Linked DNA regions of Mus musculus: region 1 is linked to region 2. Evidence: chromatin loops called from intact Hi-C (ENCODE). Cell type or tissue: heart. All regions are shown on one strand. Links, peaks and the distances in the headings refer to the core of each region. The heading gives the core; the rest is flanking DNA.

Region 1 (15,464 bases), core at 4,479-12,478, 100 kb after region 2:
AACAATGTTTTTTATTTATGTCTGTGGAAGTGTAGGTCATGTGTGTACAGGTGTCTTCAAAAGCCAGAAGAGGGTACTGGAACCTTCAGAGCTATAGTGACAGATGGTTGTGAGCCACCTGATGTGGGTTCTGGGAACCAAACACTGGTCCTCTACAAAAACAGTACATGCTCTCTAACACTGAGGCATCTCTTCAGCCCCTGTGTGTTCATAACAATGTAAAAAAGCGTATTTTTCCAGGTTAGCCTCTTAGCATTAATATATGAAAGTTTGCTGCACTGGTATTACCAAGAAACAAAATCAAGTTTGCAATTTTTTAAATTTTATCCTACTTTTGGATATTTATGCATAAATTCTCATTGAAAACATTTATTCTGAGCATTCCATCTCCCATAAACAGTAGCTAACTCCAAGGAGACTAGGGAACTACAGCCAGGATACTCTTTTTATATGTCTCCTATAGCAAGTGGGTGCTTAGAAGTCTTAAATAATGATATGCTTGAATTTTTCATAACTATGAAATATACCCATTATGCCTACTAAATACATATATAAATTATATATTTATGCATATATACATACATACATACATACATACATACATACATACATACATAGTGAAGATACCTATTAAGTCAGCATTTTATTTGCTTTGCCTTATCTCTAGCCAACAAGACGTTTTCCAAATGCACTCAGAATTTGGTAAAATTGACCATTAATATTTTTTATTAGTGGAACAACACATTACTATGCTTAATTTTATATTCCTCAGGGAATATCAACTGCTCCATCTTACAGCCTGAATTCACCCCACTTCTCTCCCTTTTCAGACCATGGCACCAGTATACATTTTGAGAAGCATCATGAAGGATCCATTCAAGTTTCTATCCCTTGGGCTGTGTTAATAGTGGTCCTCATCACGTCCTTAATAATAGCTCTCATTGCCTTAAATGGTGAGTCTATACTTATGAGTTCTCTCAAAGCTGGCTAGCAGAAAGCACTCACATATGGCTGAAATGAATGGGTCTTAGCTTGATCTAGTTTATCAGATAAGTTTATCACTTAACTGATTAACTAGATCTGATCTAGTTATCAGATCTTCTGATTGACTTAGAAACATCTCAGACACATAACTGGTCAGTTTTATGATCAGCATGAAATGCATTCCATACTCCCTGAATGACAGCTACAACAATTTTAGAAATATTTAAAATATTAAAATATTTTAGAAATATTTAACTTATACATTATGTAGGGTGACCACATTTACATATACAAGAAAGTGAGCTTTTATATACCATGTATATATGTATATGTATATGTATATGTATATGTATATGTATATGTATATGTATATGTACACACACACACACACACACATATATATATATATATATATGAGTGGACATTTAACTAGAAAAAATGCAGACTTTTCATTCAGATTGGCAGGAAAAACAGTATGCCAACCTATAGATTAATCAAAAAGTGGCCAATAGTTCTGCCTTTTATCTCAAGCCAAAAGACTAACCCCTCTGGATTACTATGACAATCGGCAACTCCCAGAGGCAGCTGGGACATGCTGTGCCACCATGCATGGTACATCTATGTCTTCTACAAATAAATGTTACAATTTGAAGAAATACCCCAAGCCTTCCTTCTTATTGTATTTTTAATTGAAAATTTTTCATCTAGTGTCTTCTGACCACACTTTTCCTTTCTCCACCTCCTACCAGGCCTCCTTATGTATTTTATCCTCTGCTGCCTGAATCAAATTCTTGATCAAATTCTTCTGTGTGGGCATTTATGTTCAAAACATCACTTAGAATTTACAATATTTGTTTCTCCTTTTGGCCCAAATGATATTTTTGAGATTTTTTTTCCCCCACTTCTCTGACACTTTCTGGCATAACGACCAAGACAACACAACCCTTTGTTCATGCCCCATCCTGTCCTGAGTGACACTGGGCACTGGACAGATGGTAGCTGAGGTCTGCTTTCTTCTTCCTTACAAAGGAGCAGAGTGTCCCCTAGACTCGGTTTACCTGTGGAGAGGATTTGGTTTCTTCTGTTACTAAGACAAATGTCCTTTCTGTCCACAGTGGGCAAGTACAATTGCCCAGGCTTGTACGAGAAGTTGGAATCATCTGACCACCATGTTGCTACCTGCAAGAATGAGTGGATTTCATACAAGAGGACATGTTACTTCTTCTCCACCACAACCAAGAGTTGGGCCTTGGCCCAACGCTCTTGTTCTGAAGATGCTGCTACTCTTGCTGTAATTGATTCAGAAAAGGACATGGTAAGATTCACAACTGATCCCACCAAACACTGTTGCTCTATTTACATCTTCTGTGGTCCCACTCTGTTCTAAGTGGAAACTGGGCACCTGTCTCACATGTAGCGAAACTTAGTCGTGGAGGCAGGGAGCACTGTATGAACAATTAAAAAGGTCAAAATGATAGTCTGCTGTATAGTCTCCCAGTGTGGTTTGATTGCTTAGTTTCAGAGACCAACAATTCAGATGAGCTGATGCCATGCACAGCTAGCAACAATCAACTTAGTGATGATGCTCAGTCATGTTTGTAACCTGACTCCATTTTGCTTTAAGACGTTTCTGAAGCGATATTCTGGTGAACTGGAACATTGGATTGGGCTGAAAAATGAAGCTAATCAGACATGGAAATGGGCAAATGGCAAAGAATTTAACAGCTGGTAAGTTGCAAGAAAACTCACTGTCCTCTCTAGGCTGACACTTTTTTTTTAAGACATAGATTCCTTTTCTTCTTTCTTCTTCTTCTTCTTCTTTTTTTTTTTAACATTTCCTTCCTTCTCTTCTTTCTAAGTTCCATTGTTCATGGTGGTTCAGTTCTTCCTCACACAGCTCCCATCACTGCTTTTATGCGTATTATGCTCTTTGGAATTATTGAGAGTCATCCTTTACTGTTAGTAACTCCGTCGCATCACTTAACTTTGTCTTAGCAAAACACTAGTGTGAGCAGTAGTAGCCTTAGTGAGTTTGACACAGACTCAGGACACTTCTCGTGAAGGGCGGTGAAGTAGTTGCTGGGAAAGAATTCCCTGCTTCAATTCCATTTCCCAGTTTTCATCCCTATAGGGACAAAGGGCAATAGTTTAGTGCCTAATAATAAGTATCTGAATCTATGGAAAATTCACACATACCCCCAGCAATAAAGACACTGTCACTACCTATTACTAAGTCAGACTTCACGTTTTGAGGAACATTCTATAAGTTTAGTGTTGATCTTTACACTATGTAAACTCTGAGTTGAATAAATTTCTCACTCTCTTAACATTTCTATAATGTCTGATACAATTATCAGTATTAAAAATCTATATTTCTGAATTAGTCACAGAGTTACATGCTTTTAGTTTCAGCACCCAAAAGGCAGAGGGAGGTGAATTTCTGCAAACCCAAGACTAACCTAGTCTAATAGTGAAACCCTCTTTCAAAAACAAACAAATTGCATTTCTGGTAAAGGGACTTTTGGCATGTGGCCCAATGGCTAGGCTACCAAGGAATACAAGAAAACCACTGATGGTCTAAATAAAATATCAGTATTTGGTGAAATTACCTATGATCATTCCCTAAGCCCCTAAACTGTGCTTTTTGAAGGATCTATGGGGGAAATATGATAATGAATTTTGCTGGAATGCCCATTAAAATCAGAAAAATAGAGCCTTTAGCTTTGCCTACTTTCTCTACCAATAATCCCCTCCCAGTGTTTTCTGTTGCCTCTACACATTAAACCACGGCTACTTGGCTGGATGTCTTGTGTTTTGTGCTTCCTACTCAGGGAGCAAACAGAAAAGGCAGAGGCCCCTGCAAAGTTGACTGTCGTGTAACTGGCTAGAAATGATGGGCTGGAAATAAATCTGAGTGTCTCTATGGCTTGACAGGTTCAACTTGACGGGGTCTGGGAGGTGCGTGTCCGTGAACCACAAAAATGTTACCGCTGTGGACTGTGAGGCAAACTTCCACTGGGTCTGCAGCAAGCCCTCCAGATGACGAGGATACATAGATGTATAAATGACTGTGCCATAGCACCACAGGAAAGTTGTGTAACTGGATACTGCTCTGCAGTTGAATTTTCCACAAAGACTGCACAAACCAACTTTACATCATCCTGGATCAACTCCAGATAGAACTGTGGGACATGAGGAAGAAGATCCAGGAAGATCCCTTGACCAGGAGCTGAAACTGTCACCAACTGACTGCTAATCACATCAAGGATGAGAGGATGGCTATGAAGCCTCATCAACGCACTTTATTTTTTTTTAAACCTAGAATGAATAGAACTGACTAGCTCTAGAGTTACTATTTATTGCCGAATGACTGCTACAGCCAGTGCCTTTACGCATTTGCACTATTTGGAGGGGTTTCAGTGGTAGGAAGAGCTGAATGTAGGTACAGGAAGATTTGACTGATTAATGATTTTCTTAAATTCAAAAAGCATTCACAAATAGAACAATGCTTATGAAACCAAGCTTTGCAGTAACTCCATCTATTTACAGAAACTTTGCCTCATTATTTTGTCAATTGTTCTCCCCCAAAGAATAAGAGTGGCCTTTTCTTTAACTTCCTCCGTGTAGACAGCTAATTTTCAATGGTACATATTTCTTAACCTTTAAAAACCTCTGTAGCGTATTTCAAGGAAGAAAACAAAAGCACAGCATATGAGTAATATTTGTAGAGCAGATTTCAAAGTGCTGGAAAGAAAAGTGCAATACGTGTAGTGGCAGATCTCTGTCAGGACACACCCTGTGGTTTGACCTTGGAATAACTCCAGTCTTGTCACATAACCTGTTTGTGTCTTTCCCAGTCCTTTGTCCAAAATATTTCCCATGTGCAATAAAGTGTTTATATATTTGTTTGTGTTTTAAAACCCACTATAAAGTTTAAGCTGTTTCTATGTATGTGAAAATAAAAGAATAGATAAATGGTTTCCAGCGGTTCTCATTCAAACTGCATTCAAAGTACCGTGTTATAGCATCAAACTGCCTTCCAGGAAGGGGGGTCTCAAAACCTTTAGATTAGTGAAGTTCACAAACCTCACCAGAGAAGAGTCTTTGTGCAGTGGCCAGTGGTCAATGCAAGGTCTCCAAACTAGTCAGAGCATGGAGAATTGGAGGCTGTGAAGTGCACAGCCACAAAATAAGAACTCTCCCCAAAAAGGTGCAGGAAATATCATGGAAGCCAGGGCAGCAAAACTGTAAGATCCAGAGGTCAGGGAGGACTGGGTAAGAAACATCTTCTGGGCTTGAGAGAACCATTGCACTCATGAATTTATAGCCACAAGACCTGCACAGAATCAAGCCAGGCAACATCCCCACAGGATGGAAGAAGAGCAAGGGCATCCTCACTCCTACCTGAGAAGCTATTGACAGTCAATAGCTACTAGGAGAGAAGCAGACAGTTCTTATTCCCAAGTATGTCCCCAGTAATTGACTGTGCTCCAGTGAATGACCCCATATCCATGCATTATGAACAGCATTAATTGGTGAATTAATTGTGAATTAGCAGCATTAATTGGACTCAATGGGATTTATAAAAAGAAAAGGACATGAAGTTTGGAGGAGTTGGAGGACAAGGTGGTGGTGAATATGATTGGAACACTTTGCATACATGTATGAAATTCTCAAAGAATAGCAGCAAGTTATACCATATTGGAAAACAGAGAACAGTAGAACGCCTACTAAAAGTCTTCCACAATGCAAAACCCTAGTCTTATTAACACACATTCATGCCAAAAGGATACACTCATTTTTGCATATATCAGATGCTCTGAATCTCAACATATCCAAGGTTCTGAAAACATTTTGTTCAACTCTGTTCTGAAAACATCTTTCTCACTATATACTTTATTCACACACACTAATTCATGTAGTATATGTGGGTCATGGATGCCTTCAAGGGCTACTCCATCAGGGAAAATCTTTGATCACTCCCAGAATGAATGCTGCAATAACATCCTTTTGTGATGCCTGAATACAAGTGTTTTATATATATATAGTGCTCACCCTTATGATATATAGAAAAGAAACATGGATTTAGAGTTTCTTCTTAATGAAAAATAACATGAAGTTTACTGGCCACTGAGAGTCTCAGTTCCATAGCTACAGAATGAAGCAGGTGGCCTCCTCACTTAAATATTCTATCATTAATAACCACAGCCCCGTCCTGACTCATGTTGAAAAACAGACTTGTGATCTGCATGGTGTGGATGTGTAAGTGGAAACACTGCTGTTGAGAGCCACAGGATGAGAGACAGCTGACCCGAGTCTTACTTCTGCCATCCAGTGGATCATGAGTTAACCTTTAGATTTAATTAGAGATTGAGTTGAAACTAATAAGAAACGTATGCAAAATGACCTTAAAACACCACCAAAAGCTCAGAGTAGTCATGTGATATATCAGCTATTGATAATTTTACATGTGAAACACTATGTCCACAAATTTTTTGTATTGTATAAAGTATTACTTATTCAAAGCATGCCTACTTCTACATAGCATACATAGGTTACATGTAGTAGCATACATTTAGTAGTAGAATTAAAATATCCAGCCACTACCTGATACAAGTGTGTAGAGTTTATATCCACATGTGAAACAGGCAATAAAATAAATTGTTATGTAATGGATGTGACAGAAAATATGTATGTTGCTATCAAAACCCTTTTGAAGTACAGAACTCTTTTTTTCTTTCTTTTTTTTTTAACTATGGTCAAACTTTTGGATAATTTCACAATAAATCTTATAAGCTACACTCACCTTAAGTGACTGCAATAATATAAGCTGAGGAAAACTATCAGTGTTTTGTGTCTTATTTCAATTTTTTCCAGAATAATTTTATTTTCTTCCTTCTCAGCCATAGGAATAAATGGTAGACATGAACTGTCCTTGAAAGGAAAGGTACCACTGAAATGTTAGTATTTAAAGCTTTGTCAATATTGAATCTGTGAAGTTCCCCCATGGCTCATAGCACTTGCTAAGCAACTCTAACCACCAGAGTTCAGTCCCCAGAGCCCAAGGTAGAAGGAGAGAACTGACTTCCAAAAGTTGTCCTCTGACCTCCACACATGAAAAATAAATATTTTGCAACATTAGTATATTAATGTTCTTTTATAAACTGATCCTCCCATTTCATCACTCCAGCTTGAGTATATAACTGAAATGAAAATGAACATGAATCTCTAGGGGTCTTGTGTTGAAAAGGTACAGCTAAAAAGACAGCTGGAGGCAGTGTGATTTAGCTCAGCTTAACTTCTAGAAGCAATTTACCAAAAATATGGAATAGTAAATACATTTTTCTGTGATATGACTACTTTGGAGAAAGAGAAAATTAAAACAAATAATCTTTGATGTGCAAGGTCAATTTCTAGCAGTAAAATTCAGGAAGCACTTAATTCTCCAAATGCAATATAATGTGATTCTGCTACTCAACATTAAGAGATGATAATGAGGGCTAGCAAGATGGCTCCATGCCCCACAGCAAGTGTGTGTGAGCACACATATATCATATACAACATAATAAATAAATTATAATTACCTTAAGTGTAAATACCTTAATCACCTTTTCCAAACACAAAGACAAAACCTTTTCCCCAAATCAGCATATTCTTCATCCGGTAACCAGGAAAACCTGTAGCTTGCTCTCTGTCCCAGAGGAACAATAAAACCACCACAATACTCAAAATCACACACATTTTAGCCTATTTAGGCCTTTCTAATTTGTCATGTCAGGATTTAAACCCAAAATTCCCTTGGAGCCCACATTAGACAGAATATGAGTCTCCTGCAGACTTTATTATACCATCTTTAAAACAATTAATTCACACTTCTATTTTCCTTTCCTTTTCCTCTCCTCTCCTCTCCTCTCCTCTCCTCTCCTCTCCTCTCCTCTCCTCTCCTCTCCTCTCCTCTCCTCTCCTCTCCTCTCCTCTCCTCTCCTCTCCCCTCCCCTCCCCTCCCCTCCCCTCCCCTCCCCTCCCCTCCCCTCTCCTCTCCTCTCCTCTCCTCTCCTCTCCTTTCTATATCTGCTTATAAGAAACAGCTTGTCAAACCAGGATTTAAACCCAAAATTCCCATGGAGTCCACGTTAGATACAATATGAGTATCCTGTAAGATTTATTAGAGTGCTCTCAAACTTGAGCCACAGACATTTATTTAATTAATCTCCATTATAATATCTATCTGTTATGCTCTCTACCTGGAGCCACAGACTTCTATTAAATAATACCTGCTCATAGCAGGTGATTATCACTGCTCTCTCTACTTGGAGTCAGTGACTAATATTCCCTATCTAATTCCGGACATGAAATTTCTCATAACTAATAAGCTCTCTGCCTAGAGCAGCCATCCTGTCTGTTGTGCTCTCTACCAGAAGCTGCAGACATTTATTTAATTAATACCTATTATAATATCTATCTGTTATGCTCTTTACCTAGAGCCACAGACTTCTATTAATTTTGTTGTGGTAAATCTCCAACCCAAATAGGCCCGAGCAATGAAAACACAACACAGTTAAAATGAATATATGCCGTGCACCTAGATTGGGCAGATCTACTGCTACACTACCATCTTCCACATCTATGAGACCCCTTAGAACTTGTGGTTTCTCCAGGCCATGTGCTTCTGCTCTGCTTTTCTTCTTCCTCCTCCTCTTCTGTGTCCTCTTCCTTTTCCAATATTATCTTCTCTCTCTCACTTTCTGTTCCACCTTCCCTTTTATCTGACCAATCATTAGCTCTCCTTTATTTTACAAATTAAGGTGGGAAGCAGGTTTACAGGAAATTACCTGAGTGCTTACCCCCCAGTCCCAAACCTAGGGAACTTTAATGAAGAAAATGTGTATATATGAAATGTTGGGGACCTTCCTGGCAATACAGTTTCCTGGGGAAGGTAGCAATGGGGGTGTTGCCCTTTGAAGTGGCAAAACTTGCAATTACAAAGGCAAAAATAGCTTACTTTTTGGTAATTTTTTTTCTATCATTAACTCTTTGCTAGCTTAAGACCAAAAATTGCCAGCTTCTAGTGATTAACACTGTTTAATTAACAATGTTTAGCAGTGGAGAATTAAGTAAAGGATCTCTTGCTAGGGCTCCTTTCCCTGGTCAGCCAGCCAGGAGTCTCTTGCTGGCCAGACAAGAAGCTCTGAGCTTGTTAACTCTTTGTGGACTACTTAGACAAGAGAAGAAAATAAAATCTTTTACACAGGCAATATGCATAGGTATACACACATTCATATACACATACACACAGACTCACACACACACACAAGCTGGACCCCACCATTTGTCTCATCAACTCCACAAGTGTTCCTGTACCAGTGGCCTCCAATGGCACCAGTTCTTTGAAAAAGGCAGCCAAGGGATATGGAGTCAGTGGAGAGACCGAAGTTTATTTATCTTTGGCAATCCTTCTGTCAATAATTCTTTGCTATTTTAAGGCCAAAAGCCATTGGTTTCTGGTAATAAACACTTTCTGTTAGCATCATAAGATTAGGGGGAAAAAAAGAGAGAGAAAGCTTAATTGTTAGGGTTCCCTTCTATCTCACTCAAAGGAGCCCTTGCTCGCCGGGTGAGAGGCTTGCTAACTCTTTTTGAGCCAGAGAGAGAAGAAAGGAAAGGAAAAGAGTCACTCACACACACACACACACACACACATACTGAGTGAAACAGAAAACAGTTACACCACCTTTCTTTTATTGCTTTCAGCTTCTTATAGCTTTTAGACAAAAAGTAATCTATGTAAGAAAGAATTACCTCATATATAAAATATTAAAAATAAAGGAAAATAATTAAAATCCTTTACACATTTAAATATGCATAGACATACACACATTTACACACACATGTATTTTGGTTAGGCATGGTCATCTGTCTCAATCAACTCCACTAGTATTCACGCATGCTTGCATATTCCTACACATGTATATGTGTACACACACACACACACACACACACACACACACACACATACACACACACACACACACACACCACACACACCACAACTGGATGAATGGACAGATGGATGGGGCAGAGCCTCCCAAGCCAACAACCTTATTTCATACCTTCTTAGACAAAAGTTCTTCAGAAAATTACCTCATATATAAGATGTTACATAAAATGGGAGCTATAGACGGATGTTGATAAGTTCAAAGCAGTACTTCATTTGCAACAGTGTACTTTGCCTTACAGAAACTTTGCAGTTTCCTGAAGTTCCACTTATCAGTTGCTGATCTTGGAACCTGAGCTGTTGGTGTTCTGGAGATGGGAACAACCTAAATGACCTTCAATTGAAGAATAGATAAAGAAAAGGTGGTACATCTACACAATGGACTACTACTATTCAGCTAAGGAAAAAAAAAAAAAAAAGACATCATGAATTTTGCAGGCAAATGGATGGAACTTGAGAATCTTATCCTGAGTGAGGTAACCAGGTCCCAAAAGCACATGCATGGTATGTATCTACTTATAAGTGGATATTAGCCATGAAGTGCAGAGTACTCATGCTACATTCCACAGACTTAAGGAGGCTGGACAGGAAGGAAGGCACAAATGAGGATGCTTAAGTCTCACTTGGAAGGGGGAGTGGAATAGTCATGGAAGGCATATGGAGAGAGGGAACTGGGTGGGAGAGGGGATCAGGAGGGAAGTGGAGAAGTCTAGGGTCAGGGCAAGAGGATGGCTGGATGGCCATGAGAATGAATGGTAATTTGCAACTGATGGGGGGTGGACTAGGTAGGGGGCATTTCCAGGAAGAGACAGAGACTTGTAATAGGGGAGGCACCCAAGAATCAGTGGTGGTGTCCTTAGCTGTGATTCATAGCATTAGGAATATGGAGCCTAGGGAGGCTGCCTCTTGTGGCTAGGCAGGAACCATGGGGGAGCAATAGGGACACCAACCCACCCACAAACTTTTGACCCAACACTTTTCCTATCTACAGGAAATGCAGGAATTGGTGATAGAGCCGAGACTGAGAACAGCCAACCAATAACTGTCCAACTAGAGATCTATCCCACGGGCAATAACCAATCCCTGACACTATTAATGATACTCTGTTGTAATGCAAACAGGAGTCTAGCATGGCTGTCCTCTGAGAGGCTCCACCCAGCAGCTGACTCAGACAGATAGAGATAATATCCACCGCCAGAGGGTAGAGCTTGGGGACTTTTATAGAAGAATAGGAAGAAGGATTGCAGTCTTTGAGGGGATAGTAGTGCCACAGGAAGACAAACAGAGTCAACTAACCTGAACCCTTGGGACTCTCAGAGACTCAACCATCAACCAAAGAATATGCATGGGTTGGACCTAGGCCCCTCGTACATATGTAGCAGAAGTGCAGCTTGGTCTTCAAGTGGGTCCCGAACAAAAGTGAATAAGTAATAGTAATAAATTTAAAATCGATCAAGTTAAACCTCCCAAAAAAACTTTTTTCCTAAAATTACTTGAATCAAATCTTGAATTCTGTAAAACCATTAACTCATCTAAACACCATTAATTCATGAATGTTCATCTTTATATTGGTCTGCAGGAAATTTTCTCAATAAGGTGGGATAATGACCAGGAATTGTTAAGCTGTGTAATGGTGACAGGAAAGGCATATCAGCTTCAAGAAGCAATCCTGACACCTTACCTCTCAGAGCTCACGCATTGTAGGCCATGCCAAAAAAAAAAAAAAAAAAAAAAAAAAAAATGGTGGGCCATCTTCAAGAAAGTTACCTGCTAGCCTTAATCTCTGACAGTGAAAGATTAGGCCTCCTATTCTACGATACGTGTACAAAATATCTTTATATTTTATATACTGTATTTTTCCCAAAGTGATAATTTTCTGTTTCTTAGTAACTTCAAGTGTTGTCAGTCATAAGAATATGTTTAATTTAAACCAACACAAATATAGATCCCTTATATGTAATAATTTCATTATTCAAAGCTCACATGTACTTTCCAGTGACAAATTACCAATATTAAAGAGGAGTTTGTTTTCAACCCAATACAACACCCTTACTGCAGAGCTCTCTAGTGGTGACATAGAGCCACTGCACTTTTATTTTAAGTATGTTTCTATGTGAAACATGATTTATCTGTTGGTGATCATGGCTCAGCAGGTAAAAGTGATGATCTGCCAAGCCTAATGAGTTAAGCTCAATGCCCTAGACCTATTTAGCAGAAGAAACACTATATTTGTGAATAAGAGCCAAATGGTGGAAAGAATCAACTCCTGAAAACTCTCTTCAAACCTCCACACATGCATGCTCACATACACATAAAAGAAAACTAAAACTTTGTTGGTGACTATGGGTCATAATGATATGTGTATGTTTCAAAATTGCAAAGAGGATAAATTTCAAATGTTTTCACCTTAAGTAGAAAGGGCTTTGAAGTGATGGTTTTTTAAGATTACGTTTTTATTTATGCATATTCTAGACACACGAAATCATGCAGCAGATACCCCAGGGTCCTTCCCTTCAGCAACATGATTTCAGTCTGTATATGTGACTGGCATTGTGTGTTCACCCATGATCAGCTAGTTACTTTATGGCATTTCCATGCACATCATATGATAGTAAAGAACATTTATGTGTGTGAAAATGTAAACTACATTGCTGTCAATTAAAAGCAATGGATGTAATGAAATTATCTGTTGCTTGATATTAAATATAAATGTGGCTATGCATGCCACCATAGTAACATATTACCATGGTAATTAAAGGTTGTTTACCTTATACACTACACATACTCATCCTGTGTTATTAGCATATTGTACATTGTCACATAGTACTTTCTTGTGTGGTTAAGAGAGGCTGACAGATATGTGGGTTGGTTTCTGGTGTTTAATATTTCAAATGATGCTTCTGTTGTTGTTCCTGTTCAGTTCCTTAGGGATATGTATATGCTAATTTCTTTTGGTGTTATAGCTGTATTATATGGTCCTAATTTGCTCATTTATAACAGGTAATGCTAAATACATTTCTTACGCGGTTATTTCAATCCACATTCACAGGAGCAGTATATGAGTTCCCATGGCTCAACATGCTTGCTAAATTTGATACTTTTACCTTTTTAAAAATATTGAGTTGATATATACATATATTTGTTGTTCAAATTGTTTACACTTGATTCGTTACAATGGAGGTTGAACACCTTTTGTCCTTCTACTTGGAATTTTTTTATGCTGCACTTTGCCTCTCAATTTTGCAGTTCTACTTCATAGGTTCTACTAAATGGATAACGAATTGATACTGATGGGTTGTCCTGTGGAAAATCAACCAGGAATAACTACCTTCACAGGCTGCAAGTTATAAGATTTGGGGGAGAGAGAGCTGGGGTGGTGGTGGTGGTGGTGGTGGTGGTGGTGGTGGTGGTAGTGATGGTGTGTGTGTGTGTGTGTGTGTGTGTGTGTGCATGCATGCAGTACCCATGGAAGCCAGAAGAGGGCATCATAGCCCCTCAAGCTGTAGTTACTGGTAGCTGTGAGTGGCCCCACTGTGTTATTGGGAACTGAACTCTGGCTCTTCGAAAGATCATGATGTATTCTTAACCACTGAGCCATCTCCTCCACAGGTAACAGTATTTTGTGTTGTCTGACTCTTGAGTGAGCAAGCATACACATGGTCATGTCAGTTTTCCTTGGGACTATCTAAATGGCAAGATCCTTTCTCTATATACCACTATGGGAGATGTATATATCACTGTGTTTTAGAGACTCAGTGCCAATCATTAGAAAAATATCCCAAGGCCAAAGGCCAAAAAGAAACACGAGTTTTCGTATTAAACTTTAAGTGGATTTTAAAATGTTCCAATGAAAAGTTCATTTTTATTTTAATTATGTTTTCTACATGGGCATGTGAAGGCACCCTCCTTAAAATTTATTTTTTAGTTGTTACAATATAAAGAAAACTTAAACAGTGATTTCCAGTTAGTCTTGGAGTTGGTCTTTCATATGGCGATTTTTGTATACTTTTTCTCTAAGACTTATTTTATTACTGTTAAGTGAGTGGGGCTGGAAGATAATTTATTTACACTCATGTGTACAAGTTCCTGCAGAGACCAGAAGAGGGTGTGAAGCCCCTGGAGCTGGTGCTACAAGCAGTTATAAGCTTCTCAATGTGGGTGCTGGGAATAGAACTGGAGTCCTCTGGAAGATTAGTACATACTCTTAACCACTGATCCCTGCTCTCCAGATCATATTTAAATGTTTAAAAGGTAAGAAAATACCCAGTTCAGTAGACTTCATGTTTTCTTAGAATATCTGTTTTTATTTCATTTGCACTGTGTATTGTATAACTACTTAATTTTTTCCTTTTGAGCACTCATCAATAAATCTATTAGAAAGATTTATATACTGTTATTCTTGCAAACATTCTGGAAATTTAAAGGGAAAGAATTGAGACTTAAACAATGTTTGGGCCTTCATCAAGACTCTGACTTGGATTCTGATGCCACCTGTCTTAGTCAGGGTTTCTATTCCTGCACAAACATCATGACCAAGAAGCAAGTTGGGGAGGAAAGGGTTTATTCAGCTTACACTTCCATACTGCTGTTCATCACCAAGGAAGTCAGGACTGGAACTCAAACAGGTCAGGAAGCAGGAGCTGATGCAGAGGCCATGGAGGGATGTTCATTACTGGCTTGCCTCCCCTGGCTTGCTCAGCCTGCTCTCTTATAGAACCAAGACTACCAGCCCAGAGATGGCACCACCCACAAGGGGACCTCCCTCCTTGATCACTAAGAAAATGCCTTACAGCTGGATCTCCTGGAGGCACTTCCCCAACTGAAGCTCCTTTCTCTGTGATAACTTCAAACTGTGTCAAGTTGATACAAAACTAGCCAGTACACCAGCAAACCCCTCTGTCACAGCAATGTCAAACAATCTCATCCACCTGTGTTGATGTTTTTCTTTAACCAGAGCATCCAGGAGGACATCTTGTGGGATATTATCCCCAAAGCAGAGGCAAGTTACAATCCTTTCAGCTTAGATATATGGTGGTAGTAAATAGAAATTCAACTTTAACTCTCATCAAATTGTCCAAGCCTTCTTCTGCTGTTTAGATAAGTAGACCCCTTTCCCTAAAGTCCTCGAGTAAATCCATTAGGAAAGTATACCAGCTACAGATGTAATCAGTGTTGATAAGATAGGCTTACGGTGTGTGAAGTGATAGCTGATAGATCTGCCGAGCCATCATTCTGATGCTTTCTCTTTTTTTCTGTTTTCCTCTGGTGTTCAGGTCAGATGCGCACCGAGACTTTTCTCTCTGGGTTTCCTTCAACCTCTCACGCTGCTCTTATGACCATTGATCACGTGCTGGTTTGTTGGCAACATTTCAGATACATTTTCCAGTTTATGACTGATCTATTTTCCTTTGTCTACTCTGCTAATTTGTCCATTAAGGGTTTGTTCCGTCTGCTTTGTTTCATTGAGGCGGGTTCTTACTATGTA
Region 2 (15,464 bases), core at 4,276-12,275:
CCAGGATGGAGAACCTGGAGGAAATGTGCAAGTATATGGACAGTTTAGTTCCAGTAAGAGATTTTGTTCTCTTTTACGGAATGATAGGAAAACCAGGTCTCTATCTGCAGATGGTAAAGCTGAACTCTCTCTCTCTCTCTCTCTCTCTCTCTCTCTCTCTCTCTCTCTCTCTCTCTCTCTCTCTTCCTTAGGTCAAACTAACTACAAGTGAATTAAGCAAACAAATACAAGACTAAGGAACTAAAATTAATGAAATAAAACATAGCAGAAATGGCTCAGGACACTGTCTATGGCAAAGGATCTTTGAATCTATTTCCAAAAGCACAGCTAAGAAGGGCTAAATGGACAGGTGGAATGCTGTTGAGTTTTAAGACTGATTGTCAGGGGAAACGGCCCACTGAATGAAGAGAAAGCCTTTAGGATGGGGAAACCCACAAACCACTCATCTGTATGACCAAGAGTATACAAAGAACTCAAACAACTCAATAACAAAATAAAGCCAATAATTTGATTATAATAATCATCTCAGATGTAAATAGATGAAGAAAATGTGATATGAGGGTGAGGAATGAAGAGAATTCAAAGCTGTGTGGGAAGGGAAAAGAGAGTGAAGAAGTGGGCTATGAGAAGAGTTGTGGCAGGGGTGAATATGTTCAAATAGTGTTAGACAAAAAATTAATGAAAATATCATGTTTAAAAAAGAGAAGACTGGGATAGGAGGGTCACTAAGAGTTTGAGACCAGCCTAGCCTGGGCTATATAGAAAATCTAAAGCAATTCTTAGCAACATAGTGAAGCCCTATCTTACAACTAATAAATGAATAAATGAGAAAATATATACACAGAATGAAATATTATTCAACCATAAAAATGAATGGAATTTTGACATTTGTAATGAGTGAAACATGAGTATTATGTTAACATGAATGAAACCAGAGTATCATGTTAAATGAAATTTGTTATGTTAAATTAATCAGGTATAGATGTCACAAGTGCCATGTGTTCTCATTTACATGTGAAAGCTAAAACATCATCTGATATAAGTAGAGAGAAGAGAACTGATTTCCAGAGCCTGGGATGGCAGTAGAAGAATAGAGATGAACTTAGGTACTTAGTGCAGTTTAGTGGAAAACATAACTGCTAATACTCAATAGCACATGACATAACTATGGTTGGCAACGAATTCTATAATTAAAACATCTAGTAGAGCCGGGTGTGGTGGTGCACTCCTTTAATCCCAGCACTCGGGAGGCAGAGGCAGGTGGATTTCTGAGTTTGAGGCCAGCCTGGTCTACAAAGTGAGTTCCAGGAGAGCCGGGTCTACACAGAGAAAGCCTGTCTTGAAAAACCGAAAACAAAACAAAACAAAACAAAAATCTAGTAGAGATTTTGGATGTTCTTAACATAAATCAGTGATAGATATGAAGTGATGAATGTGACAACTGTTTGTCAGGTCATTAAACAGAAATGTCACACTGTCCCCCACAGATGTGTGCAGCCCCGCAGCCTTTGAGTCAACAGCAAAAAGTATCTATATGTTCATATGCATATATATGTTTATATATACATGTACATGTAAATAATACCATACATTTATATAGTATATAAATAAATCTATAAAAATAGTAAATAAAACACTATATATAATATATACTTAATACATATATATCATATATATGTATATATACATATATGATTTTAAAGATCCTCTTTTCCCCAGCATTTTGTGTGTGTGAGTGTGTAAGAAACAAATGAGATATACAAAGGAGGTGTCGAGTGAATACCAATTAAATATAAATATAGCTGTTATTTCTAGGACCATTCCCTGTGGGTCCTTGAACGATAGAACCCCTCAGTCCTTCTAGTCTGTGCCCCGACCCACAGAGTGCTCTGAGTGGTTCTCACCACTGATGCTTTTCTTGCAAGGAGATGTTCAACACTGTACTTGTTTTGTTTTGTTTTGTTTTGTTCTGTTTGGTTAGGTTTGGTTTGTTTTCTTTGTCACCTGGGCACAAGTCTGTGTCGTCTGGGAAGGAAACCTTAGCTGAGAAAATGCCTTCGTAAGATTGGCCTGTATAGGAAAGTCTGTGAGGTGTTTTCTTGTGTGCGGTTGATGTGGAAGAGCCCATCTCACCGGGGAGGTGCTGCTCCTGCTCTTGGGTTGTATTAAAAACAAGCTGAGCAAGCCTGGGAATGAAATCAAGTTAGCTGCACTCTCCATGGCTCTGCTTCAGCTCTTACTTTCAAGTTCCTGTTTTGGGTTTTGTAATCTATAAGGGAAATAAACCATGACCTTTTGGTCATAGCATCTAATTTATTCCAGAAATAGGGAGCAAATTGGGACAAATCTTTTCTTCTCTATCTCCCGCTTATTCTAGGAAAATCATCAGAGTGTGGACAAAGACATTCTTCATGCAGCCATGCACCAGGTATCCAGGATGAGGGAGCAGGGGCTAAGGGGTCAGCGGCAGGTGGAGGGCAGCCCAGGGAATTCCCAGATCTGGGGCTGCTGTATGTGGGTTATTTTTATTTTTCCTGTGTCCCCTGTGAGATGTTGCCCAGAAATGAGGCAGACAAAGATAGCATCCATGCCTGTTCATGTTTCTCATTCTTTATCAGTTGGAATTGAAAGCTCTGCAGAAACAAAACAAACTCGGGAGGAACTGATTTAAAAAAGGCCATTATTTCCAATTAAGCAACTGTGTTTCTGAGAACATTACCCCCATGAGTAAACTCCTGTGGGAATCCTCTACCTCTTAGGTTTGATGTAATATTTCTGTCTGCTTATTTATTTCTAAAAATGGGGGCTGGGGGGTAGGGAGAGAGATAATGTGTGTGTGTGTGTGTGCGTGTGTGTGTGTGTGTGTGTGTGTGTGTGTGTAAGAGAGAGAGAGAGAGAGAGAGAGAGAGAGAGAGAGAGAGAGAGAGAGAGGAGAGAATTTCTTCAGAAAATCGAAAATCACTCTGTGCCTCTTCATCTTGTCTTTGTCTCCTGCTCTTAGGCATGTCTTTGCTGTGATGATTTGATAGTAACTTGTCTTCAGGAAAAGCTTTATTTTAGGCTTAAAAAACAAACAAACAAATAAGCAAAAAACCCACGAGGACCATGAGTTCAAGCCAATGAATGGGAACAAACACAAGACTGAGCCTCACCTGAATTATATGGCAAAATCCTGTCTGAAAACAAATAACAGGTTTTACTAGGATATATCATTGTATCATACAAGAAAAAAGTCTGATACAACGTAAAAGTCTTTTTAATTAATTTATTTATTATTATTTATTTATTTATTTATTTATTATTTATTTATTTATTATTTATTTATTTATTTACATCCCAAATGTTGCCCTCGACCTGGTCTCTCCTCCCAGAGTTCCTTACCCCATCCTCTTTGCCTCTGAAAGGGTGCTTTCCCCATCCCAACCCCACCACCTTATATTCAAGCCAGACAAGGCAGTCCTTTGCTACATATGTGCGACAGGCCTCAGAGAACATCCCAGCCCGAGTATACTCTCTGGTTGGTGGCTTAGTCTCTGGGAACTTCCAGAGGTCCGAGTTAGTTGACACGGTTGGTCTTCCTGTGGGGTTGCCATCCCTTTTAGCTCCTTCAGTCCTTCCCCTAACTCTTTCATGAATCCCAAGTTGGGCCAGCCAGTCACTGGATGGCCTTTCCTTCAATCTCTGCTGTTTTTGTCCCCTCATTTCTTTCAGACAGGAATAATTCTGGGTGAAAAATTTGGAAGGTGGGGTGGTGTCCCTATCTCTCCACTGGGGTCCCTGTCTAACTACTGGAGAAGGTCTCTTCATGTTCCATCTTCCCACTGTTGGATACTTCAACTAAGGTCACTCCCAATCAGTCCTGGGAGTCTCTCACATCCCAAGTCTCTGGGACATTCTAATCCTTCCCCCAATCCCTGGCAGCCACATATTTCCATTCATTTTCTTGGCACTCTGGGCTTCTCTCCTACGATGCCCACCCACCTTACCCTGCCCCATTTTCCCCTCCATTCCCCTCCCCTTTCTCACCCAGGTCCCTCCCTCCCTGTGAAGGTTTTTAAGAACACAGCCAGCCTCACTGTGGTATGAACTGGGTTCTTAAGACAAAAACAATGGTGGACAGCAGAAATGAAATCAGATCACCCTGGAAATAAACAGCTTGTTTCTCATTTCTGCCAGAAAGGAGTTTTAGAAGACAGCTAATCCTACCTAGCCAGGCTCATTGGATGTGGTGCTCTCTGGAGATGGAGAAACAGAGCACTGCCTGTCCACTGTGGGGAGGGTATCATCTAAAATTAGTAGATGGTAAATGTTAGAAAGAACTCTCCATAATGAGCAGCAACTTCTTTCTTTCACAGATAGAGAATTTACTTCATTGTTCTCTTAAGCAGTGGGGCTTTTAGTTTTTCTACCAACACTCAGTTCCTTTCTCTTCCTCTGCTCAACTTTTTCTTTCATTGATGCATCCAGTATATTTTCCATCAGTAGTAGACTCTGTGAAGTTCCATTTTTTTTCCTTCAATGCATAATTTGCATTTCAGAAAATTCCAGGATGACAGGCCCTCTAACATATTCCCAACTGCTTTTCCACTCATAAGATATTCAGTTAAAGGTCATTAGGAATGTCGCTCTTCATCATGATATATGTTATTAAACAAGCTTTGGGTCTGATCTTATTTTATTTGGGATTTTGCTCCGAGATCAACTGATTGTTGAGCATCAGCTACAACACTTAGGTCGCTTCCCTTGCTTTCAGCGAGGTTTGGATGAGGCAGCATCAGGGTTTTAATTTAGTAAATTAAATATTTCTATCAGTTTATTAAATCCTCATACATAAGGTTCTGCCATTAAAGCTTCATTAATGAGATCAAAGACAGGTATGGAAAAATGACTAAAGATTAAGAGAGCTTCCTGTAGAATATCGAGGACCACAAAGAGATTCCAGCACGCAATTATCAAGGCAGGCCTCCTGCACAAGTGTGCTGAAAATGCGTGGAGCTCAGATGTCTTCTTCTGCTCTCCTCATGAACAATACACAAAATTTAAAGAAAGATAAATGAAGGGAGTTTTGATATTTCACTTTGTAATTCTCTATCTCCATATTTAATATTCTGAGAGTCTTTGGGATTTTCTCTTATTAAATCCTGATCCTGCCTCAGAAATGCCCATAGCCTTTAAATAGACATGGTGTCCATTGGATTGTATTCATTTGAAACTTTTACTTTTCTACGATTTATGTTGTTCAAAGACCACAAAGCATATTGAGACTTTTATTTGAGTGGAAGGTCATTTAAATAGTGAAGTTCTACACTTTTCTTTTTAGTTTGCTTTTGGGTTTTTTTTTGTTGTTGTTGTTTTTGGTTTGTTTGTTTGTTTGCTTGTTTTTTGGTTGGTTTTTTTTTTTTTTTTTTTTTTTGACACAGGCTGATCTCAGGCTGGACTTGAAGTCACTGGGCTGAAGATCACCTTGAACTCTGACCTTCATGCCTCCACTTCCATAATTCTGGGACCACAGGCTGTCCTAGTTTATTCTCTGTTGCTGTGATAAACACGGTGACCAAACACTATGGCCTGGGAAAGAGATGCTGCTGTGCTTAAAATATGTTTTCTCTTTGCATACCCAAAGGTAGTTTCATTTAAAGAAGTAAGTCAAATCCATACAACTGATTAATTATGACCCAAAAGTGTGTGGGTTGTAAATCTCTCCAGAGTTACTAAATTCAACAAGAAAGACCGTGTAGATGTCTGTGAAACCAACTGGGGTGTAATAGTAAATCATTGTGTAGCTGAGGCTGGCCCAGAACCCAGCTGTTCCCCTGCACTCAGCCTCCTCCTGAGTTCTAAGATTACAGTTGTGCACTACCCCGCTTGGTTGAGTATCTTTCAATGCCTTCCACAGTAAATAGGATTGGATGGACACGGTGCAGGGGCGCTGCCGGTGGAGACCAGGTCTATTTCCATCAGAGTTAGACCTGTGGTGGTTTTATTTCAACTAAAGGCTCCCTTTATTAAGACGCCAGGGGAAAGTTCTTCTGTGCCACCACTAGAGGGCAGTATGCTTCCAGGGAAAAAACTGGTTCCTCTTAGCCTCTTGAAGCTTTTCTTGGTCAGTATTCTGTGTGTCCGGAGTCTATTTCACTACAGATCTTCTACCAAACTATTTATTACTACCATAATTGTGCAGCAGCTAGCACTAACAATTGTTTTAGCGAACAAATTCAAAAGTCTAGATTTGAAAGTGTTAAGATTCAGTTTCAATGCATTAACACTATACACAGTGACAAATGTTTATACATTATTTTCACCTGGAACCAAGTGTCAATAGTCTCATAGATTTCAGCAAAGAGCATCTTATCTAGTAGTATAAGGGAATAATTCTCTTCTGAATTCTTTGGAAACTCAGAACATTCTGCGGATCATGATGTTGAAGGTCATTAAGAAAAGATGAAAGATTGAGGGAGCCTGTGGAAGAAAGCTATGAACTTACCATGACCTGTGGATGGTACAGAGTACACAATGTTTTTTCCATATGTTTGCGGTCTGGACCAAATTGCAGGAACTGGTAAGTGGATGCACTTGGAAGGAAGGACATGAAGGCAACACCATGGATGGTGTGTCCAAATCATTTCTGTGGGAAAGGCAAAGGCCTAGGAAGAATATTCTTGTCTCTTTTCACATGACCAAAGATGATAAGACATAACACCAAGTATATTCTTTTGCTGTGATTGTAAAACCTACTCAACACCAGGTACTTCCAAGAAGACTGACCTCTAACCTTCAGGTCCCCCTCACAAATTGGAGACGAAAAGCCACCTTGTGTCTTGATTGCTTTAATAATACAAATGAGAAGTGCTTTGATCGCTCTACTCCTGAACCCAAATGTGTGGCATCCCCTGGTGTCCCCACATGGATCTCTGGTATTTTCTTCAGTCCACTTGGCCTCACTAACCAGGGTGGGTTAGCAATAGATACTCCCATCTATTGTCCTCCCAGCTTTGGTCTAATTCTGATCTTTGCCCAGCTTCATTTTTTAACATCCATTGGTGTTCTGCTCTTCGTATTAATAATGACGAATGAAGTGATTTAATAACGTTCATTCTTATCTTATTCTAAAACTAGGAATATGTTTTCTCTTGCTAGAACTATGATGTTAATTCAAACTTCAGAGTTTTGTTCATTTGCTTGCTGTTTATTTCATGTCAAAGCTTGATTGTATTTGGGAAATCTACTCCTAGTTTATTAAGCTTTATTACGACAGGGTATAAAGTACTCATCAAATGCTTCGCTATGTCAATTGCAAAGTTTATTTTCCCTCACATCTTTTTAAAGTATTTATACATCTTTAATACAAATTGTTCTTATCGTACTATGCTTTCTATATTTTTCCAGACTTTATTTTCTTTGAGGTTGAAATTTGCCTGGTTTATCTTTGGGGAAAAAAAAAAGAGAAGAAATAGGCTGCATGGTCTTGTGTTCAGCGCATTGTATGCTGAAAATACATGGTGAAAAGCTATGACTTAGTATCGTGGCAGTCAGCAAATGAGACAAAGAAATCTAGACATAAACACTACAGAGAGGCAGGACTGTAGTTGTACTGCTGCTACTGTGTTTGTGTGAGAGGAGACGCACACTGCCTACAGTTCTTCTGAGTGACAGATGTCTTAGCAACCTTTCAATTGCTGTGACAAAAACACCTTGACCAAGGTTACTTATAAAAAGAAGCATTTAATTTGGCTCCTGGTTTGGGAGGGTTAGAGTCCATGACCATTGTGGTGAGGAGGATAGCAGCATGCAGGCAGACAAGGTCCTAAGCAGTAGCTGTGAGCTCACAGCTCAATCCACAAGCACAAGATAGAGAACTAACTGGGAATGGCATGGGCTTTTGAAAACGCAAAGCCCACTCTCAATGACACAACCTCCTCTAACAAGGTCACACCTTCTGGTGTCTCTGAAACAGTTCCACCAGCAGAGGACCAAGTATTCAAATGAGCCCTTGGGGGCCATTCTCATTCAAACCATCACAGCAGGAGAGCAGCTAGGGACAAGCAACTCAGAGTAGCTACCTGCTATCCTCTGGGAGGCCATTCAACACACTTTCCAACTGCACCTTGCTGGCTGTCTCTTCACATATGATATTGTTCTCATCAGTGCAGTATGTATAATAAACATTGACCCTGTCTATATATCCGCAGTACTTCTTATCTATGTCATCTGTGCTTCTTTCAGACCTATAAGAGAAAAAATAAGTACACTTGGAAAGTTGTATTTTGATTATACCCACAGAAGAGAATTTTCAAAATAACATTGGTTGTGTGATCTACTGTCTAAGTTAAATTTCAGTTGATGATGGGTAAGAATATGTGATGGGAAAAACTATTTTTTTGATTTCCCACCTCTGGAATATTTTCTGTCATTTGATTCCAGACGTAGCCTCTCTTCCTGTGGCTGATAGGAATTAGAATAATGTCATAAACCCAGTTTAGAAAACTTCAACTCTCTGGATGGTCCTTCCTTCTGTCTCAGCTCTGAACTTTGTCTCTGTAACTCCTTCCATGGGTATTTTGTTCCCCATTCTAAGAAGGGGCAAAGTTTCCACACTTTGGTCTTCCTTCTTCTTGAGTTGCATGTGTTTTGCAAATTGGGTATTCTAAGTTTCTGGGCAAATATCCACTTACCAATGAGTGAACTAAAAAGAGAAGTGGACACATGCCACCATCCCTGACTCAGAAGCTATCTCCAATTGATGATCACTTGCAAATGAAAATTACAGTTTTTTCCTAAGGAAGTCTCACTGGGGAATCTATTCTTTGAAGGGTAGGCTGCATGCCCATCAGTAGATGATCAACAGAAGTGAACTTAATGGCATCTTTAAAAGTTTCTTTCCTCATAAAAGTCATACCTTAGCTTTTCTTTTCTTTCTCTGTGTGTTTATCTTTTTCGTTTTTATTTTATTTACATTTTAAATGTTTCTCTCTAACCTAAGTCGTGTGTGTGTGTGTGTGTGTGTGCATGTGTGTGAAAAAAAAAAGAAGAAGAAGAAAGAAAACCTCAAGTCTGCACTGTCTCTCATGTGATAGTTCCCAATAGCAATATCTCAGGCAGCCCTACTAACTAGTAGCCTGAAATATGGGGTAAGTGATGATAAATGCATATCTATAAGTTGAACATATTGTCGTTCTGATAAACATGACATTGACTCTTAGACTGATAAAAGTCATCAAATAAGTTCATCAGTTCATATGAGGAGCAGAAGAAGCCTGGAGTGTGGGAAGGTTTGAGTGGGTATGTTGTTGCCATGAGCTGGCCATGTTAAGGACCACTGCCTCAGACCCTCAGACAAAGCCTTCCTCTGGTCTGTGTGCTGATGTTGATGACATATGCAGAAAATTTTCACCATGACATCCTCCCCCTGGATATTTGTGGCCTGAAGATCACTCCCCTTCAGAGGCTGCTCCTACTGAAACTGCCTCCTTGTTTAGCTGCATACAATAATCCCTGGCTCCTTGTTTATCTACCTGAAACACCCCACCACCTCATCCAACAGTATATAATAAACAGAGTGAATTTCTGAGGGGCCTCAGCTTTTCCATCTGACAGCCTAGACTTTCTATCTATCTAGGTGCTTATCTTTTCTTCCTTCTCTTGCAATCCTAGTCAGGTCTACCCCTAAGACTGTGCAAGAGTGTACCAAGCTAAATTTTCAAAAATGAGATTTCCAGGGAGCTGGAGAAATGGCTCTATGGTTAAGATGGAAATTCCAGAGGATCTGAGTTTAGCTCCTAGTTTATATTAGGTGGCTCACAATCACTTATAAATCCAGCTCTAGGCTATACAATGCTTCTGGCCTCCATAGATACCTAAAATCATGTGTGAATACTCATATAAAGAAACATACACACAGACACATAATTAGAATTAAAGTAAATGTTGAAAAAAATGAGATTTTTCCATTATGTCAAAGTAAACATCACCCTCTTCCAGAAAAAACCAAATAACACTAATAATAACAACAAAATTATATACACACAGAGCACTATACAACATACCATTCACACATACACACACAAAAAAACACACACCATACCATATATATGTGTGTGTGTGTGTGTGTATATATATATATATACACAAAACCCACACATCACAGGCATATCACACACACAAAATACCACATACCACACATATCAATCACATACACACACATAACACCACACATCACATGCATCACACATACACCCCCTCCCACACACACGCAAAACAAACCACCCCACACATACACATAAACACACACACATGCAACCCCACACACACACACCCATGTGTCACATGAATGACGATCTTACACTTATTATTTAAGGATTGTTTGACAATGTCAAACATCTACTGCTCTTAATGCCTTATCTTCTCTTTTGTTGTGATTTCTAATGTATGTTTATTCTTCTTTATAAAGATTAAGACTCCCCTAGTCTTCCCTCCTAATTCACATCTTGATGCTGGCTGTACTGCTTCCCTGCAAATGGGACCTTTGAGACTTCCATCCATCTCTCCTCGATGTGGAATTATCCCCATTCCTGTCATTGCATTGCCTTTCTGACCCACACTCCTACACTTATTTCTAGCTGAGTGGAAGAACAACATGAAACAGAAGCTAGTGTTTGTGGCATGACCTACAGTGGTGAGCATGCAGAAGTCACTGTGCTTAGCCTCCGCATGGTAGAATTTCAGCAGGGTGGCCTTGGATGACTTCCTATTTGATGCATCCTGATCTAACAGAACTAACAAGCTTGAAATGCAACATGATAGTAGTGTTCTTGCCTAGCCAATATAAGATCTAGGGAGATGACTCAGTGGTTAAAGTGCACACTGCTCTTGCACAGAAGTCAAGTTTAGTTCCTAGCTCACAGCCCATAACTACCTACAAGTCCTGTGCAAGGTCTCAGACACCCTGTTACAGCTTCTGTGAGCACTGACTCTTCTGCACCTCATGACAAAAGTGGGGCCTGAATCAATATCTGGCAGACTGAGAATTTCTTTTTCCAGTCTCATATTGGGTTTCCCAAATTTCAAAGAAAATAAATATAGTGGGATTTTATCTGCAAATAAAACCGTCATTTATTCTCATTTAAAAAGCTTAACAGAGCTGGCAAGATGGCTCAGTGGGTAAGGGCACTGACTGCTCTTTTGAAGGTCCTGAGTTCAAATCCCAGCAACCACATGGTGGCTCACAACCACCCGTAATGAGATCTGACGCTCTCTTTTGGTGTGTCTGAAGTCAGCTACAGTGTACTTATGTATAATAATAAATAAATCTTTGGGCAGGAGCGAGCAGGGACTGAGTGAGTGGAGTTGACGGAAGTGAGCAGAGGTCCTAAAAATTCAATTCCCAACAACAACATGAAGGCTCACAACCATCTGTACAGCTACAGTGTACTCACATACATAAAATAAATAAATAACTAAAGAAAGAAATCTTTAAAAAAGAAAGCTGAACAAATACAATGTGCAATTCCAGTTGTAGCAGTATATTTATAAATACCTTCTTAAATATGCTTATAAAATCATATATAGCCATGGGTGCAGCCTATGTGTACTAAGTTCATATAATTCTTGATGCTATAATGTCTGTCCATTGAGTCTTCGATCACTAGACTCAACAGTCTCCACTTCAGGACTGTGGAGATGGTTCAATCAGCCAAGTCCTTCCCTAGCAAGCACAGGACTTGAGTTCAATCCCCAGAACCCATGAATAAAATCTGATCTTGGTAACACACACTGATAATCCTAGTGTTAGGAAGACACAGACACGCAGATCACCGGCGCTCCCTGAAACCTACACTGTTGGAGAGTTCCAGGCAAGTGACAGATTCTGCCTCAAGAAAGAGAGAGTAGAGAACATCTAAAAAATAACACCAGAATTTGTCCTCTGATTTCCACCAGAAGCACTAGAGATAGATAGATAGATAGATAGATAGATAGATAGATAGATGATAGATGATAGATGATAGATAGATAGATAGATAGATAGATAGATAGATAGATATAGATAGATGATAGATAGATATAGATAGATGATAGATAGATAGATAGATAGATAGATAGATAGATAGATCATAACATACGCATACCCACATACCACATGTGCATCACATATAAGTGCACCATTCATACATGTACTACACACACACAAACATACATGCATGCACTCTCAACACAAACTTATACATATAGCTCAAAGATGACTAATTTAAAGTTGTCAATCTTTTATTCACTTTTGAATTCCAGAATATCGTGCAATATTAAGTACTTAAAGGTATCTAGTGAATGGTTTTTGCTCCACTCTTCTTAACCGTAAGCAGTAATTAAAAAAAAAAAAAAAAGTTCCTGTAATTTGGTTACTGTAGGTTGTTGGAGATTTGCCAAAATAATGGCAGGGTTTGTGTGGCAACTCTCTACATAATCAAATGTAGGTTTCCCAGAAGTCTGATGGGGCAGTTGCCTTTAAAAAAGTGGTGTCTACTGAAGCTGCTGTTAATGGCAATCTACCAAGCTCCTGAAGAAATTGTCTCCATTCAAGATTAACCATAAAAATTCAACAAGACCAAAGACTTACTCTTCAGAGAGGAACATCTTCTCACTTAGTGGATATTGTGTGCGATCTTTTCTGGGCAACAATGCAAGCCAAAAATAGCGTAGCTTCTTGTACTTTATAAATTCCTACAGAAACAGAAATAGCCTTTTTAACAAGTTGTCTCTTACATCTGTACACTATATGAGAGCTTTGGAGTAGCATTACCACTTTTCAATGTCATTTAGAAGGGTTGCCCTGTCCAGCCTTGATGTGAGACTATGTGCCTGGATTTATAGATTATAGCTTCTTATTCTGTATTTGGTTAGTGACTCTGAGAGTCCTGCTCTTCTCTGAGGGGAGGTGGAGATGAGGTGGCTCTGGGGGAAAGGGGAGATGTAGAGGGAGAGACTGGGGAGAGGAAAGGGAGGGGAAGCTGCACTCAGGATGATATATATATATATATATATATATATATATATATATATATATATATATACAGGATGATATATGATATATATACATATATATACATATATTCAAAATAAAAGGGATAGATAAATAGATAATAGATATGATATATAGATCATGGTTGATTGATAGATGATAGATAGATAGATAGATAGATAGATAGATAGATAGATAGATAGACAGACAGATAGACAGATAGACAGATAGACAGATAGATAGTGTTTCTTAAGATATCAGTGTTCCAGGAGACAACTTCGTGAACAGAACACCAATGGCTCAGGCACTACAATTAACAATTAATAAAAGAGGCCTTGTGAAATTGAAAACTTCTGTAAGACAAAGATCACCATCAATAGGACAAAATGGCAGTCTACAGAATGGGAAATGATTTTCAGAAACTCTGCTTCTGACTTAGGACTTAGTCTTAAAATATATAAAGAACTCAAGAAACTAGATGTCAACTAACCAAATAATCCAATTAAAAATGGGGTACAGATCTAAATAGAGAATTCTCAACAGATGAATCCCAAATGGCTGAGAAACACTTGAAGAGATGTTCAACATCTTTAGCCACCAGAGAAATGCAAATCAAAATGACTCTGAGATTCCATCTTACACCTGGCAGAATGACTAAGGTAAAAAAACGTAAGCATGTGTGACGGCTCATGCTGGTAAGATATGAAACAGAATCAGACTACTCCATTGCTGATGGGAACACAAACTGGTACAGCTACTTTGGGAATCAATGTGGTAGTTTCTCAGAAAACTGGGAATAGATTTGCCAAGACCCAGGTATACCACCCACTGTTAGACAAATACTCTCAGGATGTTCCACCATACCACAAAGATACTTGTTCAACTATGTCCATAGCCGCTTTATTCATAATAGCCAAAAACTAGAAACGACTTAGATGTGACTCAACCAAACACTGGGTAAAGAAAATGTGGTACATTTACACAATGGAGTATTAATCAGCTGTTAAAAAAAATAACATGGAATTTGCAGGCAAATGGATGCAACTAGGAAAAAAGATCATCTTGAGTGAGGTAACTCAGAACTAGAAAGACAAATATGGTATGTACTAACTAGTAAGTGGATATTAACTATAAAGTAAAGGGTAATTATTCTGCAATCCACAGACCCAAGCAGGCTATGTTACAAGAAAGGATTAAGGGGGATGCATGAATCTCCCTAAGAAGTGGAAATAGAATAGATATTGTGTGTGTCCTAGGGGCAGATGTGGACGCTCACAGGAGGAATCAGGTTGGTAGAGGATGAAAAGAAAGGGTATTAGAAGAGACAAGTGTAGCTTGGGGTTAGGGAGGCAATTTGGGGGCAAGGTAGACACCTAGTGTAGTGGAAACTCCCAGGAATCTATTAGGATGACTCCAGCTAAGACTTTTATGAAACAGAGATACAAAGCCTGAAATGGCAATCTCCTTTAACCAGGCTTGACTTCTAGTGGATGGATTGGGACACCAACCCAGCCACAAAACCTTTGACCTACAATTAATCCTGCCAGCATGATGTGTTGGGGGTAAAGGTAGCCCAGAAATTATGGGAGTGTCCATCCAATGACTGGTCCAGCTTGAGACCCATACCCCGACAGGAAGCCTACCCCTGTCACAGTCTGTAGGACCATAAACCAGAGGACAGATGGCTCAGAGACTTAGGATAGAACCAAACATGCACAGAAGAAAAAAAAAAGTAAAACTATCCCTAATGATGCTCTCCTATACTCATAGATAGGAGCCTGGCTTCTGGTATAATCAACGTTAGAGAGGCTCTATCCAAGTAACTGAAGAAAGGAGATGCAGAGAGCTACAGTCAAACACTAGGTGTAATTCAGGGAATCCTGAGTAAGAAGGGAGAAAGGATTGTAAGAGCCAGAGGTATCAAGGACACCACAAGGAAACCCACAGAATCAACAAACCTGGACTCACAGAGGCTCACTGAGACTGGATCAACAATCAAAGAGCCTGCATGGGTTTAACCTCGGTCCTCTGCCTATGTTATAATTGTGTAGTTTTGTGGTTTTGTAGGATTCCTAATAAGAAGTGGGGCTGTCTCTGACTCTGTTGCCTGCTCTGGGGACTCTTTTCCTCCTACTCCTACTTTTCCTCCTACCGGTTGCCTCAACCAGCCTTAGTATGAGGAGAGGGGTCTAGTTTTATGGCAACTTCATATTGCGTGTTAGGTTTATATCCCTGGGAGCCATGCCTTATTGTGAAGGGTAACAGAGGAGGGTTAGAGGGATGGGCTGAGTGGAGAGGAGAGAAAATTAGGGTGGGGGTGTAACATATGAGAGAACAAGTTAATAATAAAAAGATGTTCCACAGTGTTTCACAGCATATTTCCCTGCCTAGCAGAAAGAAAGAAGGGCCTGCTGTGTAGAGGCAGGAAGAATGATACAGAAGCTTCAGTGCCCAG

The links. A loop is a pair of places that touch in the nucleus more often than their neighbours do. Peaks named below come from ENCODE experiments on the same cell type or tissue, not always from the same donor. Only the 100,000 strongest peaks of a DNase experiment are listed, where the experiment ranks them.
Region 1: it touches region 2 in a loop (15-fold over the local background); 32 of 42 quality-filtered maps call a loop at or near these places.

The regions. Positions count from the first base shown.
Region 1 is chr6:129,256,824-129,272,287 of GRCm38, reverse strand. It overlaps Cd69 (CD69 antigen), which reads left to right. Exons shown (of 5, transcript NM_001033122.4): 2 at 831-953; 3 at 2,100-2,299; 4 at 2,609-2,712; 5 at 3,919-4,964. The coding sequence ends at 4,027. Among named protein-coding and RNA genes, the nearest start is that of Cd69, 11 kb to the left of the region's middle. In heart, for the core only: a CTCF peak has its summit at 12,044; no DNase peak of the experiment used is centred there.
Region 2 is chr6:129,356,655-129,372,118 of GRCm38, reverse strand. It overlaps Clec12a (C-type lectin domain family 12, member a), which reads right to left. Exons shown (of 6, transcript NM_177686.4): 5 at 12,608-12,711; 6 at 6,816-8,225. The coding sequence ends at 8,057. Among named protein-coding and RNA genes, the nearest start is that of Clec12a, 14 kb to the right of the region's middle. In heart, for the core only: a CTCF peak has its summit at 6,040 (motif pointing right); no DNase peak of the experiment used is centred there.